7 separate regions of the Homo sapiens genome follow, and all the other regions are linked to region 4. The links are chromatin contacts, found by Hi-C or POLR2A ChIA-PET in ENCODE. All regions are on one chromosome and are shown on one strand. Each heading gives the region's core, a stretch centred on a gene start or an enhancer-like site at or near the end of the contact. The rest is flanking DNA. Distances are from core to core; before and after follow the strand shown. Region 1 holds the start of ZSCAN31 (zinc finger and SCAN domain containing 31). Region 2 holds the start of ZKSCAN8 (zinc finger with KRAB and SCAN domains 8). Region 3 holds the start of HCG15 (HLA complex group 15). Region 4 holds the start of H2BC11 (H2B clustered histone 11). Region 5 holds the start of ZKSCAN4 (zinc finger with KRAB and SCAN domains 4). Region 6 holds the start of LINC02980 (long intergenic non-protein coding RNA 2980). Region 7 holds the start of HCG14 (HLA complex group 14).

Region 1 (2,700 bases), core at 24-2,523, 1.2 Mb after region 4:
TAGGGAAATGTCCCCAATTTTTAGAGATGCATTAGAAACTAGAGGTGACAAGTTATGAGGTTGGTGGTTTTTACAATATTTAAAGAAAACATATGCGACAAACATTGCATAATGTTGACTTATTAAATAAAAATTACGTGTATATAGGAAATAAGGCTTTTGACAGGGAGAGACCCTTCTCTACCTCTGGACCTCGGTTTCGCCGCAAAGCTCCGACCTCTCTAGGGGTCTCTCCCACCACCCTGTGAAAGGGCTACCTAGCTTGCCTTAGGTGGATAGCAAGGGAAGGGTCCCTGGAGAGCCTGCCCCCGCCCATGATTTAGTGTCTTATCCCCACATAACATAAAACTAAGCCTGGGGAAAAAATCAGGTTGCAGGCACCGATAAGGGAACTAGCACAGGGTGTTGTGCCTAGAGATATGCCCACGGCTGCATAGATAGAAAAACCTCGGGCCCATTTGGATAAAAACTTGCACAGAACCTCCAGCTCACTCAGATAAGGGAACAAGGCCTGACACATAATGCCTTTGTCCTTTGTATAGTCAGCAGGTTCCCAGGAAAAGTTTCTTCTCCTTTTGTGGGTATGGACACGGTGGGTTCTGGTAGGTTCCGGCAGGCGCTCTACTTTCCTTTATTAGGACTATAAGCCCAGCTTCTGTGAATCATCACCTCAGCCCCTGATTGGTCCGGGGCCAAACTTTCACTTCGGCTTCTGATAGGTCCTGGGCCAAGCTAAGCAGCAGCTATGAATCATCATTTCAGCTCCTGATTGGTCCCGGACCAAGCTGAGTCAAGCGTTCGCCAGGACAGCCCGCAGACTAAGCGCATTCCCTCTCCTTTCCAGTCCATAAAAACCCCAGAACGGGCCCCATAATGGGTACTCCCGGTCGGGACCCCTTCTCTGCTGGCAGAGAGCTTTTTCCTTTCGCTTATTAAACTTTCGCTCTAACCTCACCTTTGTGTCTGCGCTCCTTTATCGTCTTGGAGGCAGGACAAAGAACTCCGGGCGTTATCTCAGACAAAGAAAGGCTGTTTAATCTTCAGGATAAGGGGCGGGACCTCCACCTACTCCACGGGGGCTTCAGGCCAGTGAATGTGTAGGGGCGGGGGTCACGCCTGCGCAGACGTTCCCTCCCCGCCTACTCCAAGGCACAGACCTGAAATCTTCTGGGAACCTGGCGGGTCGCGACAAGGGGCCAAGACTCACCTTCGGGGCACCGGCAAGCTACGGAACAGGTGGCGGGGCTGCAGCACCCCAATGACCGATCAACCGCAAAGGCCGGAAATGCGTCAGCCGTTCTGAGCCCACTGGCTGAAGCCAGGCAACTCTTTCCTTTCTAGGAATTCCAGAGGTGGCTGCTGCTTGGTGACTCCCTTATTGCAAACCCCGGGGCCAAAAATCCCAGTCCCACTGGGTGCGAGGCGGAGAAATCCGGCGAGGCATTTCTATGGGGAGCGGCCCCCAGCATTTAGGAGTTAGATGGTCATCGAGACCCAAAACATTAGAGCCGGAAGGTGTTAGGAAGATATAAACGTAGAGAGCGAGTAACAGGAGGCAATTCCACGGCCAAACAGGTTTATTTACAGGAAAAGCCTGCGAAGAGTTCCAGTTAGGAATCTGGCTGAGATCCTGATCGCTTACAAGCTGAGGCTTTTATAATAAAGTTTCTGTTGGGGAGGGGTTGGGGAAGTGCTGGCTAGTTGGAACTGTTTGGACACTTTCCAACTGGGGACAGATGTGGTTAGGGCCGTTAGGCTCTGTTGCGGTTAGAGCTGTTATGCTCTGTTGAAGCTATGGACGGGGTTGACATTTGCTTTGTTTCTTGAGAACACAGTCATCAAGGTTGTAAAATGGCATCACTATTGTTAGTCCTCACAGAAGGGACTTCATACTTTTTCTGTCTCTAATACTTACCTATTCTTCCCCGAGTCTGTCCACTTCCTCTGGTCTCTTTGACATCACAAAGGAGAGATGGTAATGGTGGGGACGAGAATACAGAGTTGTTTTTGTTGTGGTTTTGTTATTTTGTGTTTTACACTCAAACCTCTGTCTTCTGGAATCCCAAAGTCTAGAAGAAGAGCGTGTAAACAAGTAACTGCGTAAAACAGACGTGCATGTGAAATGAAGTAAAATAAAATAAGTGCTTGTAAATCGATGAGAATAGCCTCTGGAACATGCTAAGTACGTATGTAGGAAATAAATGTATGTATTAGTTTGAATTCGTGGCGTGGAAGAGAGAGGAAAACTAATGGGGCAAAACAAGACTCAGCAGGAATCTGCCAGTGTACACTGGAAAAGGAGCAAAGGAAATAAATTTCTGGGAGAGGGAATCAAATGTACAAAAGCAGAACTGGGGTGAAATCCTTTGGTACATCCAAAGAACTGGGCTGATCAGCATGACTGGAGAGTGGTATATGTGGCAGGGGCACCAGCTCTTACTTTTTTTGGATCCCTAACCAAGGAATTTGAGCAGTCTGATCAAATTTACATCTAGAAATGTTATCTTGGCAGCCATGTGGGGATGGACTGTAAGGAAATGAGACTACAGGCAGGGAGACCAGCTAGGAGACTACTACAAGAATCCAGGGTAGAGAGAGTGAGGGCCTGAATCAAGGCAGTAGCAATAGAAATAGAGAAGACAGATAATACATGTTAAGAGGTTGAATTGATTTTTTACAACTCATTCATTAATTATATAG
Region 2 (2,700 bases), core at 59-2,558, 1.0 Mb after region 4:
TTGGTGGTGGCTACCAGCAGGAGCAGATAAAGAGGGAAATTAAGGTGAAAATTGGAGGAGCCCTGAGAACTCAATAATAGGTGGTTGGGAAAGGTGCTGAAGGAAATAAATACATGAGACTTAAACAACAAAAAATAACACTTGCCACAACCTCCACCCCTGAAATCCTATTAGTCTCAAAAGTTAAAAAGCTCTAATGCAACAGGTCTGTAAAGAATGAACACAGGGCCAGGGTGGTGTCTCATGCCTGTAATCCGAGGACTTTGGGAGACTGAGGCAGGAGGATCACTTGAGCCCAGGAGTTCAAGACCAGCCTGGGCAACATAGTGAGACCCCCGCCCCGCCCCGCCACCCCGTTTCTACAAATTTTCTTTTTTAAGCTGAGGGTGGTGCACACCTGTAGTCCCAGCTACTTGGGGGGCTAAGGTGGGAAGACTGCTTGAGCCCAGAAGGTTGAGTCTGCCGTGAGCTATGATCACACCACTACACTCTGCAATAGAGACCCTGTCTCAAAAAAAAAAAAAAAAGGCAAAAAAAGAAAAAAAGACTAACAAAGAAAGAATGAACATAGATTTGTTCCCCATATCTTGTGGTATTAAACCTAGGGTCTACTCTTCAAGCTTACATCATAGGTTTAGCATTAAAACAGCTAAGCAGCAAAGCAGATGCTGTAAGCGATAGAAATTCATTAAGATAGGAAAGAGTGGGAAATATGTAAAGATCCAAAAAGAATATATATTTAATTACGATTTTTTTGAATACTTAATAAAATATGCTATTCCTAAGTGCCATGCCATAGGGATTTCACAAAACTATGAACTGTGATTAGCAGGAATTCCTCATGAAGTTTGTACTCTATGTGAGAGGTCTGGATATGTTTATGAATCGAGAACAGTAAAGTACAGGGTATGTAACGGAGCCAAACGCGAATCCAGTTGGAATCCTAAGGATCCATGAAGTGCTCCCTCCTCCAACACTTTCCCAGCCTCCTATTCACAGCTCCAGCCTCCCCACGTCCGATATCTACCCCCAGGGGACCGTTACTATTGACAGCGAGCGCGCGGAGCTGCATGGGCACACAAGGCGGAGGGGACACCAAGGTCCGTTATTCCCCAGCACGTTCACTGCCCCAGCGACAGCGCAAGCCTGAGGCACGCAGACGCGGGAGGAACCCGAGGCACAGCACACAGCAGGTGAGGGGCGTGGTACTCCGGTACCCTCAGTCGGCCGACCATAGAGCTTGTAGACCTCCAGGACTCCTAGAGAGCTTCCGGAAGTGCCTTTGGGGCAAGATGCGTGCTGGCCGGTGTTGTGCCTCCGCAGATTTAGAAGTTAGTGGCCGGAGGGGCCTGGTCCGAGTACAGCTTTCATCGCCTTTACTCCCCGACCTTCCTTCGAGTCTGTTTATCCGTTGCAGCCTCCCTTCCCCACGACGGGGCGCCTCTGCAACTCACAGTGAGTACGGTCGGGCTCTGGGCCGGAGGAAAGTGGGTGCTTTGTGGCTGGTCCAGGCCGCAGCTGAGGACTGGCCTGAGGGGTCCGGAGAGGGGCCTGTGCGGTGTTCGGCGCCGCGGACCGATTCTGACGCCTTAGTTGCTGTTGCAGGCAGAGTACGTCCCCACGAATTGCCCTTGAACTTTTTGCGAGGGAACCTTTTATGAAGCTTTCTTCATAGATAATCGTGTTGTGGTATGTTTTTGTAGTCGATCTTGTTTATCTTAAAATGGGGAACGCCCCCCCCATGTTATTTTTTATCCAACTATTTCCAGAGTCTGAATTGTTTTCACTTAGCGCTCTTTTGCGTTTAGGTCACAACAAAATTCTCAGTTTTTAAAAAAGACATATTTTGCTTTTGGAAGCCCCGTTTATCCATGGAAACCAATTTTTGCTGTTACTCTTCTTTCTTTAGTGTATTCAGAAACTGGTGGTGTGTTGACTAGATAATTGTACGAAAGTTTTTTTTTTTTTTTAATTTCAGGGTAATTCAGAATTCAACATTATCAGAATGCCTATTTCATTTGTTAAAGCAAACTGAAGTTAGCCAACGAGGAACTCTGGGAGGGCCCCATTTCCAAAACTCTGGTTAGTCATGAGTAATTTTTGTCAGGCTACTTTGACTGCCACCACCACCTTTAAAAACATATTTCTGTTGTTTGTTAGTTCCGTTGAGTATATTTACGTAGCAATCATTGTTTTAGCAAATACATACATGTTTTGAATTTCTGTTGTTTAAATGTAAAATGTGATAGATGTTAATTAAAACTTTCAGCTAATGCAATTTGAGATAACAAAGCATAGTATTGGCTTCACCTACTTTTTCTTGGATTTTAAATCCTGGAAAATGTCTTTTTTGTTTTGTTTTCAGTTCCCAAACATTTCTCAAATTAGACATAGTCTGAAGGAAGAATACATTCCTTCCACAACTATTGAAAAAATAATACTGTTAAAATTGAGTTGTGCCTTCAGCATCTCACAGGATTACAGTATTTAAAATCCAGAGGAAGCTTTAAAGATTGCCTTTTAAACTCATGTAAACTTGACTAGGTGTTCTTTAAGGAGACTATGTAAAAATCAGTCTGTATCCACAAAGTGCTCACCAACTTAATACAGACATGTACGCACAAAACTGAGAGGAAGGTACATACTGGAGTAATTTTGCACTCAGTTATTTATAGGTTGTAATTCTCAAAAACCAGCTGA
Region 3 (2,700 bases), core at 119-2,618, 1.9 Mb after region 4:
TCCTGTCTCGGCCTCCCGAGTAGCTGGGATTAAAGGCACGTGCCACCACTCCAGGTTAATTTTTGTATTTTTAGTAGAGACGCGGTTTCACCATGTTGGCCAGGCTGGTCTCGAACTCCTGATCTCAAGAGACCCACCCGCCTCAGCCTCCCGAAGTGCTGGGATTACAGGCGTGAGCCACCGCTTCCAGCCAGGATGTGATGTTGTTATGATCCAGTTAAATGAAGCAGGACTTTTTCTAATTAATTGCACTTTCTCTTCTCTTCCCTGGCTCCATATATTCACAGTTTCCAAAACTTCCTTGAGATGGGACACTCTTTTGTCATCTTGTCAGTTCTGTCCTTGAATTAATAAACTTTGACACATACATAAGATCAATTTGACTAAGAAATCTTATTTTGACATAGACATAAAAGTAATATGGTTTGTAAAATTCCTGTATATACGGAAGCCTTTTAATCTAATGTTTCATAGGAATTCAACCCTCTAGGCCTGCTGGTGATCAGTTCTTGAAAAGCACCCTCTTTTCGTGATATCACACGTTGTCTCCTCTATGTGCAGCAAGAATCTCTTGCTTCATTAGTTTTTATGCCTCTGCTTTCAGAAAACAGTCTGGTTGGGACCCCTGTGAAAGGAACTGTCTGGCTTAACTTATCTTGATTAATGCCTCTTTTTTTCTTTTCTTTTCTTTTCTTTCATTTTCCACATAAAGCTAATTGGATTAGAGAAAAAGAACTCTTCTTCGAATGCTACCAGTTTCTTTCCTTCTCATCTGAGCTATTATTCATTGTCCATAGGAAAAAAAATTCCCTAATTTTGGCACGGTAGGTTCTGTTTATTCACCAGACTTGCTACCGTTTACTCGTCAGCTCAGAGAGAACGTCGAAAAAATATAACAAAACCAAAATATGCATCAAGACAAGAGGAGGAAAGAGAATGTGAAAGACTACTAAAAAAAAAAAAAAAAAAAAAAAAAGTCAACAGCTAGGGTCAAGGAATCAATCTGCAAATATTCAGAGCCAGTAGGCTTGTACTACACTAGTCACTATGGAAAATGAAAAATGACCAAGACAGAAATCTCACCTCTTAACACCCCCCAAATCCCAATTTTCTCAACTGTAAAATGGGAATAAAAGTATTACAGTATTTACTATATAAAGTTGCGATGAGTCAATAACATAATACACAAAAGCAGTCAGCCAATTATCCAAATCCGTGTTATTAATATTATCATCATCATCATTCTTCTCACCGTACTTGGGGAATGAAGGAGACAGATACTGTGAGTAAGTTTTCCTTTTTTTTTTTTTTTTTTTTTTTTTTAGACAGAGTCTCGCTCTGTCGCCCAGGCTGGAGTGGAGTGGCGCCATCTCGGCTCACTGCAAGCTCTGCATCCTGGGTTCACGCCATTCTCCTGTTTCAGCCTCCAGGTAGCTGGGCCTACCGGCGCCCGCCACCACGCCCGGCTAATTTTTTGTATTTTTAGTAGAGACGGGGTTTCACCGTGTTAGCCAGGATGGTCTCGATCTCCTGACCTGGTGATCCGCCCGCCTCGGCCTCCCAAAGTGCTGAGATTACAGGCGTGAGCTACCGCGCCCCGCCAAGTGAGTAAATTTTCTATTGGGCACAGAGTTACCTGCTAAAATGAAGTGTGGAAAAATACAATGGGGTGTGTGTATGTGAGAGAGAGAGGGAGATTTGGAGGTGGGGTGGGGAAGACCCTATTTGAAGTGGGCTTTGAAGAATGAACAAGATTTTTATTAGGGAACAAAATGGAAACCAGCATTCCAGGACAAGCGTCTCAGGAGAAGCAAAAGCGCAGAGTTGTGAAAGCTCTTAGATTTTCAGAACTTTGAATTCTGAACTATATATAAACCTGGAAAATCTCGGTTAACTATGGGATGGCATCAAGATTTCAATTTCAAGCTTTCTGGTCATGCACAGTAAAGCTGGAATTAGAGTCTCTTACGTATGGCAGTTGTTGACAAGTCCGTACAGGTACCTAAGTGCTTCCCAGAAAATTCCTCAAGTTGGTAGGTCCTGGGGGAATCAGTTTAGTTCTAAAGAGAGGACTCATCAGAGATCTGTTCAACTTCCAGGAATCTGTGAGGATAGCTCCAAATCTCACTCTCATGCCCAGCCTATCAAACAAAGCAAACCGGTTGGACTGAAGCTGTGGGATCGGGACTGAAATAGAACCAGCGAGAAAGGCAGTCCTCCTCGATTCCTAGAGAGAACACATTCAGCCAGCAGTTGGATAGAGGATACTAGCAAGTCCCTCGCCAGGGCGGGGGAGCAGAGACACATTCCTGTCCCGTTTACATTCTTCCTCTGGCGGAGGCGGGAGGGTCGCTTGAAGCCTCGGATTTCGAGATCAGCCAGGACAAAAAAGCGAGACCCCCGTTTCTACCAAAAAGGGGGGGGGGTGGGCGGGGGGAAGAGAGAGAGAGAGAGAAAGGAAAAGAAAGAGAAAGAAAAGAAAGAAAAACTAGGCGCGGTCACGTGTACGTGTAGTTCCAGCTGCTCGGAGGTTGAGGCGGGAGGATCTCTTGAGCCCAGAAGTTCGAGGCCGCAATGAGCTCTGATCGTGGCAGAGCGAGGCCCTGGCTCAAATACATACATACTTTGTTCTGACTTTGTGTGCCCTTACTCTTTCCTCAGGTGCACGCTTGGGCTCGTTACTGCTCAGAATTTTAGAAT
Region 4 (2,700 bases), core at 32-2,531:
TTTAAGGCTGAGGCTAGTGGATCACCTGAAGTCAGTTCGAGACCAGCCTAGCCAACATGGTGAAACCCCATCTCTACTAAAAATACAAAAATTATCCGGGCATGGTGGCGCATGCCTGTAATCCCAGCTACACGGAAGGGTGAAGCAGGAGAATCGCTGGAACCCGGGAGGCGGAGGCTGCAGTGAGCTGAGATCGCGCCACCGCACTCCAGTCTGGGCGACAGAGGAAGTCTCCTTCTCAAAAAAAAAAAAACTGATTATGTTGCCATAAAGGGTCCCTTTAAAAAAAAAAACGCTCTATCCAACGAAAACTAATTAGAAATAAATCTCCTTCCCGAAAGCGATAAAATACTAAAGAATGAGAAACTGACAGTTTACTGAGTTTGTAAGGAAGGCCAAATAAAGGCGGGGTTTGGATTCCTTTGGCGCACCCAAGCCGACCGTGGACTTCCTGGATACAACAACCAATCAGGATGCAGAGGAAGGGCGGGCGTTGCCCGGGCAAATTCAAACTGACAACCGCTGCAACTTGGCACTGTTCCAAATCACTAACCGACGGGGGACCGACGAGTATTTTAATTGGTTTCTAACGTATTTTAATTGGTTTCGAACTTATAATAGAAAATTTCCCATCTCCTTACTTAACTCTAAGATTAGAATGGCAGATCTAAAAAAAAAAAGTCACTAAGGATTAGTTAAATAACTGCTCTACTTCAGACCAAAAAACACAGTAGCAAGTTACAAGGGTTTGTCAGTGGCCAGCAGAGGAGGAATACAAGCACCAGCTCTTTCTTTGAGAACATGGGTGGCTCTTAAAAGAGCCGTTAGGGTTGAGAGTTTGCAACCAACTCACTGTTTACTTAGCGCTGGTGTACTTGGTGACGGCCTTAGTACCCTCGGACACGGCGTGCTTGGCCAACTCCCCAGGCAGCAGCAGGCGCACGGCCGTCTGGATCTCCCTGGAGGTGATGGTCGAGCGCTTGTTGTAATGCGCCAGGCGGGAAGCCTCACCTGCGATGCGCTCGAAAATGTCGTTCACAAACGAATTCATGATGCCCATGGCCTTGGACGAAATGCCGGTGTCAGGGTGGACCTGCTTCAGAACCTTGTACACATAGATGGAATAGCTCTCCTTGCGGCTGCGCTTGCGCTTCTTGCCGTCTTTCTTCTGCGCCTTAGTCACCGCCTTCTTGGAGCCCTTTTTCGGGGCGGGAGCAGACTTCGCTGGCTCTGGCATAGCACTGTGTAGCTATAAAGCGCCAACGAAAAGGAAAAACAGCGTGAGCAGGGTATGACAAGGCGCTTTTATATAGAATCGCTTATGCAAATAAGGTGAAGAGTTGAAGTCTTGTGTCTGATTGGTAGTTATTCAGGGTAACGTCAGAGGTCAGGTCTGCCCAATCAGGATTCGCAAATCCAGAAGACGCACTACTATTGGTTGAAATTAAACTGCAGCCCTAACCAACAACACGTCTTCTTTTTCGCGCCCAATAGTGTTTATAAAAAGCGCCGCCTTTCCCGTTCACTTTGTGGTTGCTCGTAGTGAGTTGCGCTCGCTATGTCTGGACGTGGCAAGCAGGGAGGCAAAGCCCGCGCTAAGGCCAAGACTCGCTCTTCTAGGGCCGGTCTCCAGTTCCCCGTGGGCCGAGTGCACCGCCTGCTCCGCAAAGGCAACTATGCCGAGCGGGTCGGGGCCGGCGCGCCGGTGTATCTGGCAGCGGTGCTGGAGTACCTGACCGCCGAGATCCTGGAACTGGCGGGCAACGCGGCCCGCGACAACAAGAAGACCCGCATCATCCCGCGTCATCTCCAACTGGCCATCCGCAACGACGAGGAGCTCAACAAGCTGCTGGGCAAAGTCACCATCGCACAGGGCGGTGTCCTGCCCAACATTCAGGCCGTGCTACTGCCCAAAAAGACTGAGAGCCACCACAAGGCGAAGGGCAAGTAACTATCTGTACTAGTTTGTGGCAGCTCAAGTAAAATCGAGTCCAAACCAACGGCTCTTTTCAGGGCCACCCACGTCTTCTCTAAAAGAACTTAACATTTATTCCATGTGAAAGAAAGTGAGACATGGACAAGACTCTAGTCATAAATTACCCATCTTTTTGAAAACAGTGTAGCGAACACCGCAGATTTAAAAGAAAAACTAGAGGGAAGGTGGTCCAGATTTTACCACGCTTAAAAGTTAAGATGTGAACAAATCTCTTAGGCCATTACTTAATTTTAAACTTAATCAGTGTGTGTCCACAGAGCACCAGTGGCTTCGTGAGTTCTTGAAGCACTTTGGCCCAAAAGAGTTATCGCCCGGGCTAGAATTTAGCAGACAGCTGTTCCACGCGGGCCAGGGCGGCATGAAGAAGTCCCGCCGCTACGTGCCCGGCACAGTGGCCCTGCGCGACGTTCGGCGCTACCAGAACTCCGAGCTGCTGATCAGCAAGCTGCCGCTCCTGCGAGAGCTCGGCGGTGACGCCGCTGCACGAGAGCGAGGCTGAAGAACTTTGTGACACAATAGTCCACCTCCCTGCAAAGGCTCTGTCAGAGACTCACATCTTTCCTGATGGATAGCTGTGAAGCATTCTCTTACCCACCCTACTGCATGTTGCAAAGTATTCCTTTAAAATGAAGTGAGTAAAATACTGGGATGACGTTATCTGGAGCCCAAGAAAGATGGCTCATTTGGAAAGGCCTAATATCCCA
Region 5 (2,700 bases), core at 46-2,545, 1.1 Mb after region 4:
AAATAGGCCCACTTTCTACCAGAGGTTCATAACCAGTGGTCCATGGACTTTCTCCCAAGTGGTCCATGAACTTAGAAAGGACAAAAACTAATCTTATTTTTACTGGTCTTTAAGAGAGAGTTAACATTTCCTTCAATTATGAATGGAAGCAACAAATCAAGGTAGCATAAGCAGTACCCAGGACTTTGTCACCAACAAAACCTGCACGTTTTCACACCACATTACAACCAGGCAAATAGATGCTTATCGCCATTTTGAAATTGCCAATTATAAGCCCTGTCCCTAGGTCTTATTATTTAGTGCAGTAATAAAAATCCACATATATGACTTTAATACAAATTTAATTCTTTGCTAACTGTATGTCAATATAGTTGTGTTCTTTTGTAATCCTTTATAGTTTCTTTATATATTTAAAAATATAATTCTGAGAAGGAGTCCAGGGACTTCACCTTACTGCCAAGGAGGTTCACAGTACAAAAAGAGATGAAGAACTCCTGGACCTTAAAGGAATGCCCCTCGCTCCGATCTGGGATTTCAGGAGGAAACAGACCACAGCGCTCAGATACTAAACCTGTTCTTTCTACCTGCGGCGCCGGCTCATCCAGCTGCCTCTCCAAATACTCCAATAGCACCACCACCTCCTCCCCGCTCTCTGGATGCTGCTCCCGCACCCAGCTCTGCAGATTCCCCGGCAGGATGGTCAGGAACTGCTCCAGCACCAGCAGCTCCAGGATCTGCTCCTTGCTGTGCATCTCAGGCTGCAGCCATTGTCCGCAGAGTTCTCGGAGCCGGCTCAACGCCTCGCGGGGGCCCGCAGCCTCCGGGTAGCGGAAGCCTCGGAAGCGCTGGCGGGAGCGTTCGGGGCCCCGAGCAGGGCTGCAGGGTGCTCTCACCTCCGCCGTCAAGGCGGAGGCTTCCTCCTTCTCCACCTTCACGGTCAGGAGCCCCGTCTGGTCTTCTGCAGACTGGGCGTCCAGGGCTGCGTTTTTTCTCGGTTCTCTAGCCATTCTGACCCAAGGCAGTACTCGGGTCTCACTCTAGTTGCGACCTGTATATCTTCAGAGGATTCTGGAAGGGTGGTAAATTTTCCAGTAGAACTGCAAGTGGTCCCCCTCCTGTCATGCCCAGGGGCCCAGGACACCCCCTGAGGCGCAGCTGCACAGATCTCTCTTATAGTCCGTGCCTTTGCAGGGTCGTCCTCTGCACCCCACTCTGAATCCCACAGTAAGTATCACCAAAGGATGTCTTTGGGAGTGAAAGTGATCACTCTCCAGACATAGGAGGGAAGTTGAGGCTGGGGCACAGGAAGTCTCGATGGGAACTAAGGCCACTTCCTGGGCGCTCTAGGAAGCTTCTCTCGGTGGTTGTCTCCGAATTAACCCATTAGCTACCCTGTCCTTACCTCCACGCAAGGGAAGGCAGTTAAGGGATAGAGAAGGAAAGGATGACAGACCTTGGATCATAAGAAATAGGACTGAGCCTTTAAATCCTGGAAGGATGCCGCTGCGGCTCATATTTCTTTCCTATGTAAAGCTTGCTTAAGCAGCTGGCATAAAATTGACACTAAAATTGAGCTGGAAAGCAGGGGTTCCCCAGAGCCCCAAGAACCCTGGCAGGGGGACCTTTAGTCTCTCTCAGAAACATCAAAGCAGCAGAACACATCACCAGGCACTTGCCTGGAGCGAGCAGTGGCTGCCCTTGGTCCTTCCCCACTCACCCCCTTAATCTGTCACTTTTTTTCCTCCTCCTTAAGGCCAGACTACTCCTCCCGACCCTGACTGTAGCCCTCACCTCCCACTAATCCTCAACACACTGTCCCACTCCCCCACTCACCACTTTGCACATTCCATGGCTGCTTCTCTGGCAATCAGGCTTATGCTGCTCTCCACCTCCAGAAACTCTCTAGTCTCTGGCTTCAGGGACCCCATTCTCTTCTGCTTTCTTCCTTCCTGTTTCTTCCCAGCCCCCAATCACAGTCAAGCACAGTGGCTAGATACGCAGGTAGCCAGGTTACCTGTGTAATCCTGGCTTACCCTCCCTGTGCCCGACTTTTCCAATCTGTAAATAGGGAAAGTAATAGTAGATAGGGATGTTGTAGGCATTACTAGGGATTAGATAATGTTGTGAGCACTCTTGTGTAAAGTGCTTAGAACAGTGCCTGGCATGTGATAAACTAGGCCTATCCTATAATAGAAGAAAGCCCTGAGAATTCTTTGAACTAGATGGGACTCGATTTTAAGCCATAATTGACTGTAAGTTATTTGACTGGACACTTCAGTAAGCCCCTTTCTGCCCAGTGGAATGGAGAAGCTACAAAATGCAAGTTCAGTAGTTTATGAGGGGAAAAAATATCATGTCAGTACTTTCTTGAGTTTTTCTTTCTTTGCCTATGCCTCTACATTCCAAGGATTAAGAAATAACATAACTTAAGAAAATGAGAAGTCCCAAAGACTGTTGCAAATGAAAAATACTACAAAATATCTTTCTCTTGATGAGCTACCACAGAAGGTAGGGGGCACTGCCCATGAAGTATCCTTATAAGTGAACTTGAATCTAAGTACTTTTCTAGATCCAAATATTTACAGAAATAAGTTAAGTTAGCAGTTTTCACACTCTGTGTCACACAGAATCACTGGGGAGCTTTTAAAACATCCTGATACCTAGGCTGCAACCAAGATCAATTAAATCAGAATGTCACAG
Region 6 (2,700 bases), core at 185-2,684, 1.1 Mb before region 4:
AAACGTTTTCACCTTTCTGTGGTACAGCTATAATTTCTGGTTTCATTTACCAACTGGGTGAAAGTGGACCAGTGACACCATTTGTCTGGGCCTTCCTTTCCTGAAATATAATATTGGGGCAATAGTCCCTGGTTCTTGTAAGGTGTTCAGGCACAAAACGCTAGGCATGTAACATACTAAATGAGGTTTTCCCAGTTAATTTATATGATTGCAAAGGACGTTCATATACACGGTCTGCTAAAGAATTCTGGGGCCAATTAATCTCTGTGGCATGATGGGTAAGTCGATCCCTTCTCTGGGCGTCTATTACTTCAGAAAAGGCATGAACTCAATTTTAGGGACCACACAAAAAAATTTATTCACTATCGTGTAGGACTTGGTCATTAGAGAGCTTTTGTTTCTTTTTTTTAAAATTTTTTTTAATTTTTATTTTCGTGTATGTGAATTTAATGGAGAGCTTTTAAATAACCAGATATTTAAATAACCAGATAATACAGATGCCCGGCCTGCTCCAGACAAATTAGAAAAGTATGTAGGTGAGGAGGGACCAGCCAGAAGGCGGTTTCAGCTCTGGAGTGACACTGAACGTACTTCTCTTCCAGGGATGTCACGAGGTGTCAATTTCTCTGGCCTTACCCAGGTCCATGCCCGCCCCCAGGGGCCCCAAGAATGACTTCAGCACCCCACCCCCACCTCCCTCTCCAGATGTGGGTCCTGGGAGCGTTCAAGGCCCGTCAGTCACTCGAGCCACCCCTTGGCGGCTGGACCAAATCTTGGGCTGCCGCCTGGATCTGCAGCTGGAAAGCGCCGTGACCACCGGTGTCCCCAGCTGGAGCAGGGCGGGCTGCACGACTCGCGAGGACGCCCTGAACCGCGGCTTCCTCTTTCATAGCCGCAGGACTCGTGGTCAGAAGGCCGACTCCAAGCCTCAGCGGATCCACGAAATGGCCTCTTTGAGGCTGTGGTGAAATTTAAGATACCCTTTCCCTGCCATTGTTACTGACGTACTTCAGCAAACAGGTTAAAGTTCTGAAAGGACGTGGTCACGACTTTATATTTCTTACAGATTTGTGTCTCATGTTTTGTGCGTAAAAACCATTCGTCCTCATTTGAGATTCTCATATCCGTAATTCAGTTATACATAAAACTGAATTCAGTTATATCATAAAATGTTCCCATGCGGGGAATGATTCGTTGGGGTCTCAGCCTGAGGCCAGACGCAGCAGAGAGATCGGGAGTTGGGGGATGGCGGGCGGGGAGCGGAGAGGAGGCCGCCCGCCGCCAGACTCAGGGTCCAGCAGAGCAGCAAATGCTCCCCGGCTCCCAGCCAGGGCGCAGCTGCTGGCCTGGGGCCGCCCCTCACGCCGCAGGAGCCCCGCCCGCAGCGCCGGCCCTGCCCCTGGCCTGTGAGGGCGCCAGCGCCCCCTACAGCTTGCAGTCGCCCTGCGCGCCTCCCCGCGAGGCTTGTTTTCTAGCGCCTCTGGTGGGCCGCCTCCCGCAGGCCTGGTGTGAGCCTGGGGTCCGTTCTCACAGCTGGATCTGGGGTCTGAATGCCGCGCCCTCTGGAGAGCCACAGATGGGTCTCCGCTGATGCTTCTCTCAATTTCCTCTAAGAGCGAGAGCTCCGGGAAAGGAGCCGATCCTGGTGGAAGACTACAGGTCTGAGTCCACTGGACGAAAAACGAGGTGCGTTAAGAGACCGCGGGAGTGGGGAAATGGGGAAGTGAGGGTGGGGACTGGGCAATGGGGGCGGGACGAGAGGTCTGGGGCTGGCGGGGACAGGGCTTAAGAGAGAGCCACCCCTCCTAGCCTTGAAGCTGTACCGAGCTTCCCTGTGATATTTTAAAATGCAAAAGTACAAAAATTGAAGTAATGGAACTATGCGTACGCACCTCCTAGATTTTTAAAGGTTAACGTGTGACTGTGTTTACTTCAGATGTTCCTGAAATAAATGAAAATGACCAGTTAAAATGAAGGAAGAACGCGCTTGCGTCCCTCCTAGAGGTCAAACACTCTTCTGAGGATAGGTTGTATGCTCTCAGCGCCTCTTTTTATTAAAAGTATTAAGAAGTACTTTTCCAAATATTAGATGTAGTGTGTCATATCATTTAAACGATTTTTTTTGTTTAAAATAGTCTTTTAAAAATAATCTTTTTATTTTTAGATTTTTTTGAGACAGAGTCTCGCTGTGTTGCTCAGGCTGGAGTGCAGTGGCGCCATCTCCCCTCACTGCAACCTCTGCCTCCCAGGTTCAAGTGATTCTCCTGCCTCAGACTCCCAAGTAGCTGGGATTAAAAGCGTGAGCCACCACACCCTACCAATTTTTGTATTTTAGTAGAGATGGGGTTTCACTATGTTGTCCAGGCTGGTCTCGAAATCATGACCTCCACTAATCCACCTACCTCGGCCTCCCAGAGTGCTGAGATTACAGGCATAAGCCACCGTGCCTGGCCACTTTAATCATTTTTGTTTTTGCATCTAGTCTAAGAAATTCTGCACTAAAATTCTGCACTATTTTCTTCTAAAATTTTAAAACATTTTCTATCTGTGTCTTTGTTAGATGTAGAAACTTTTGTGTATGATATGGGGTATAGCTATAATTTTATTTTTATTCCATATGAAAGCCAGTTTCTCAGCCCAGGTAATTGAATAGACCATCCTTTCTCCACCAACTCTTAAGGCTACTTCTGCTCTATTGTG
Region 7 (2,700 bases), core at 150-2,649, 1.8 Mb after region 4:
ACCCAAGATATATTAAGTGAAAAATGTCATAGCATGACTACATTTCTGTTAAAAAAAAAAAACAAAATGTTATATATATATGCGAATGCAGAGAAAAAAGAAATGTAAAAAATACAATAAATTTTTCACGGTGATTACATTTGCGAGAGGAACGTACAGCTTTCATATTTCATTCAATGGTTAAAATGGTACTCAATTTTGACTGACAAAACGGTAATGATCAGATGCCAAAACGAGTGTGAATGTGCATAATTTACGAAAGACATTTTTGAGAACTGGTTACATGAGTTTTGAAAATAGGAGAGCAGAGGACCTGTGTAAGATTTTTAAAGAGACTGCACTGTCACGAGCCACAGCGTTGTGAGATTGGTAGGAAAGTGCTCCAGGAAATATCTAGGGGAGGGCTTGGATCTGAGACACAGAGTGTGAGCCTGGTCGAGAAGCGGGAAAAGAACCCGCCCAGAGCCCCTTCTCTCCATTCCCTCGGCGAGGCAGGAAGCTATCTGCGTTCCGAATCCCGCGACATCAGGATTATCTCGCACTGCAGCACAGAGACCAATCGCTAGTAACCTCTGCCTTTAATTAGGCGTTTTTTGGCCCAAATCTCGCGGCTTCGTAAAAATATCGCGATGCTTCCGCTTTTAATGTTTTTAGTTTGGACAAGCCCTTTGAGATAAATTTAAAAGCCAATTCTTTTTTTTTTTTTTTTTTTTTGAGACGGAGTGTCGCTCTGTCCCCAGGCTGGAGTGCAGTGGCGCGATCTTGGCTCACTGCACGCTCCGCCTCCCGGGTTCACGCCATTCTCCTGCCTCATTCCCGAGTAGCTGGGACTACAGGCGCCCGCCACCACGCCCAGCTATTTTTTTTGTATTTTTAGTAGAGACGAGGTTTCACCGTGTTAGCCAGAATGGTCTCGATCTCCTGACCTCGTGATCCACCCGTCTCGGCCTCCCAAAGTGCTAGGATTACAGGCGTGAGCCACCGCGCCCGGTACCTAAAAGCCGATTCTTAAAAATATACGTTGGTAATTGTTTATGCCTACTGCTGAGATCAGGATATCTCTAAAGTAAGGAGAGGAAAAAGAAAAGTATGTGTCAGAAGTGGGATTCGAACCCACGCCTCCATTGGAGACCAGAATCCCCACCGCGGAGGAAGCTTAGCTTGAGTCTGGCGCCTTAGACCACTCGGCCATCCTGACACACTGCATAACAGCCCTGATTTTTGCACTAAAATAGAGATCAACAAGCAATGATTCTGTGTCGTGCACGCACGCAGAAACGCGATGACGTCAGGGTTGCTTGGTAACAGAAGGGCAGAAAGCCACTTGTGGATTGAAAAAGCAAAAGGGTTCGCAGGACTAGAAAATGTTTCTGCATAAAACTGGATCAAGTCTCTTACGGGCCTTATAACTGTTATCGCCATCTCGAAAAACGTGTGCGGGTTTTTTTTTTTTTTTTTTTTGCTCCCAGCCTGCCCAGATTTCAGGAAGGAAAGAAGATCTTTTGCTTCTTCGGTCGCTGGGTCGGCTCTCCAGTGTCTGATGTTTACTGAAATCTTGATCGTGGTTAGCCTCCCCCAGGACTTCATTGTTTGGAAGATGGTGAGGAACAAAACAAAACCCTAACAAAAGACCCCGGTTCTATAGGAAGGTCCCCTTTTAGCCCCTCTATTTTGGTTCCATTTGTCACTGCCTTGCCACTCGTCGAAGTTTGTCTTGGGCTCTAAAAGTGGTAGCCGGGAACGGCTGGGAAGGTCTCCACAGGGACCACCACATGGGCAAGGCTGGTGTCCGCGCCGAGGGATCGGCGATCCCAGGTCCGGGGAAACTCCGCGAGCGACGCGCTCGCCCGCGGCCTTCCTTGTCGCTCTCGGATGTTCCCGATTAATGGGCTCCAAGTGACCACTGCCAGGTCGGGGAACACAGCGGTAGTTTTTAAGGGGAGTGCACCACATCGCCTGATCCACTTTTCTGTTTCTCAGCCTTCGCCAAGCAATCTGAGCTCCAGGCCGGGAAGCCCCAAGGTCACAAATTTTAATGGAGCCCTGAAACTAAACAGAAATCATCCCTCCCACTAGAACAAGAGCCCCTAGAGGCCAGCGACACCGCTAAAATAACATGTGTAGACCAATGCCGTCCAGGTAACAGTGCCTGGCAAACACGGTAGAGGTTCAATAAATACATTTTAACTCAACCGTCTTAACTCTTGTATTTGGGGCTGTGAGGTTCAGATAGAGGAAATATAAAGTTGGATATTTTAATTAGATTTTGTCCTAATAGCTTACTTTTTGTATTTGTTAATATAAAAAAAATTTCCTTTTTGTAAGGCAAAGTTAGGTCTCTTTTCTGCATGGAGAAATAACTGAGTTTCAGTAGGCTCTATCTTAATTTCCACAGACTTCCTTGGTTTCATATCCTATTTTTGATAGAGAGAAAATTAGTAGTGAGAAGTACAGTGAACACTGGTTCCCCAGTCTCCCTCCAATACATGAGATTTGTATATTTTCTTTCGATTGGAAGGAAATTGTCCAGGAAGTGATTCCCAACATGGCAACTGTAATCTTACCCTAACTATAATTATTTTTTTCTAATTGCAAAGTACACACAAATTGTAGAACATACAAACATGTCAAAAATTAAAATCATCCATAATCTCACTAGTCAGAGGTAACTATTAACATTTTTATATATTTAGTCTTTCA

The links. A loop is a pair of places that touch in the nucleus more often than their neighbours do. ChIA-PET counts read pairs that join two places held with the same protein, here RNA polymerase II (POLR2A). Pooled maps may share reads with other maps.
Region 1: a map of CD14-positive monocyte shows a loop between it and region 4 (4-fold over the local background). The contact joins the promoter of ZSCAN31 here to the promoter of H2BC11 in region 4. A Hi-C loop is called at or near these places in 5 of 168 maps with a recorded cell type or tissue (CD14-positive monocyte, aorta, ascending aorta and 2 more) and 18 of 50 pooled maps. POLR2A ChIA-PET finds 5 or more read pairs at or near these places in 2 of 52 experiments (K562 and activated T-cell).
Region 2: a map of naive thymus-derived CD4-positive, alpha-beta T cell shows a loop between it and region 4 (4-fold over the local background). The contact joins the promoter of ZKSCAN8 here to the promoter of H2BC11 in region 4. A Hi-C loop is called at or near these places in 1 of 168 maps with a recorded cell type or tissue (naive thymus-derived CD4-positive, alpha-beta T cell) and 10 of 50 pooled maps. POLR2A ChIA-PET finds 5 or more read pairs at or near these places in 1 of 52 experiments (Panc1).
Region 3: a map of CD4-positive, alpha-beta T cell shows a loop between it and region 4 (5-fold over the local background). The contact joins the promoter of HCG15 here to the promoter of H2BC11 in region 4. A Hi-C loop is called at or near these places in 3 of 168 maps with a recorded cell type or tissue (CD4-positive, alpha-beta T cell, ascending aorta and sigmoid colon) and 17 of 50 pooled maps. POLR2A ChIA-PET finds 5 or more read pairs at or near these places in 2 of 52 experiments (activated B cell and activated CD4-positive, alpha-beta T cell).
Region 5: a loop to region 4 is called in a pooled map, with 3 times the contacts of the local background. The contact joins the promoter of ZKSCAN4 here to the promoter of H2BC11 in region 4. A Hi-C loop is called at or near these places in 4 of 50 pooled maps. POLR2A ChIA-PET finds 5 or more read pairs at or near these places in 4 of 52 experiments (B cell, BJ, T-cell and 1 more).
Region 6: a map with no recorded cell type shows a loop between it and region 4 (10-fold over the local background). The contact joins the promoter of LINC02980 here to the promoter of H2BC11 in region 4. A Hi-C loop is called at or near these places in 1 of 37 single-sample maps with no recorded cell type and 5 of 50 pooled maps. POLR2A ChIA-PET finds 5 or more read pairs at or near these places in 7 of 52 experiments (BJ, CD4-positive, alpha-beta T cell, GM10248 and 4 more).
Region 7: a loop to region 4 is called in a map of sigmoid colon, with 3 times the contacts of the local background. The contact joins the promoter of HCG14 here to the promoter of H2BC11 in region 4. A Hi-C loop is called at or near these places in 3 of 168 maps with a recorded cell type or tissue (CD4-positive, alpha-beta memory T cell, naive thymus-derived CD4-positive, alpha-beta T cell and sigmoid colon) and 18 of 50 pooled maps. POLR2A ChIA-PET finds 5 or more read pairs at or near these places in 15 of 52 experiments (CD4-positive, alpha-beta T cell, CD4-positive, alpha-beta memory T cell, CD8-positive, alpha-beta T cell and 11 more).

Annotation. Positions count from the first base shown.
Region 1 is chr6:28,334,875-28,337,574 of GRCh38, forward strand. ZSCAN31 (zinc finger and SCAN domain containing 31) reads right to left here and starts at 1,274. Exons shown (of 4, transcript NM_030899.5): 1 at 1,208-1,274. RefSeq lists an enhancer at 820-939.
Region 2 is chr6:28,140,575-28,143,274 of GRCh38, forward strand. It overlaps ZKSCAN8 (zinc finger with KRAB and SCAN domains 8), which reads left to right and starts at 1,309. Exons shown (of 6, transcript NM_006298.4): 1 at 1,309-1,455. RefSeq lists enhancers at 1,321-1,440, 1,451-1,570.
Region 3 is chr6:28,983,381-28,986,080 of GRCh38, forward strand. HCG15 (HLA complex group 15) reads left to right here and starts at 1,369. Exons shown (of 3, transcript NR_135289.2): 1 at 1,369-1,604.
Region 4 is chr6:27,131,514-27,134,213 of GRCh38, forward strand. H2BC11 (H2B clustered histone 11) reads right to left here and starts at 1,282. Exons shown (of 1, transcript NM_021058.4): 1 at 803-1,282. The coding sequence starts at 1,237. The coding sequence ends at 857. H2AC11 (H2A clustered histone 11) reads left to right here and starts at 1,530. Exons shown (of 1, transcript NM_021064.5): 1 at 1,530-2,022. The coding sequence starts at 1,559. The coding sequence ends at 1,951. RefSeq lists enhancers at 502-561, 902-971, 982-1,051, 1,183-1,696, 1,662-2,001 and 1 more.
Region 5 is chr6:28,250,974-28,253,673 of GRCh38, forward strand. ZKSCAN4 (zinc finger with KRAB and SCAN domains 4) reads right to left here and starts at 1,296. Exons shown (of 5, transcript NM_019110.5): 1 at 585-1,296. The coding sequence starts at 1,007. RefSeq lists enhancers at 855-924, 1,055-1,104.
Region 6 is chr6:25,991,233-25,993,932 of GRCh38, forward strand. It overlaps LINC02980 (long intergenic non-protein coding RNA 2980), which reads left to right and starts at 1,435. Exons shown (of 3, transcript NR_186645.1): 1 at 1,435-1,686. RefSeq lists a silencer at 1,244-1,553 and an enhancer at 1,544-1,753.
Region 7 is chr6:28,895,131-28,897,830 of GRCh38, forward strand. HCG14 (HLA complex group 14) reads left to right here and starts at 1,400. Exons shown (of 2, transcript NR_104117.1): 1 at 1,400-1,600; 2 at 1,981-2,190. TRL-CAA1-1 (tRNA-Leu (anticodon CAA) 1-1) reads right to left here and starts at 1,198; the gene lies at 1,093-1,198. RefSeq lists enhancers at 1-441, 1,077-1,712 and a silencer at 503-666.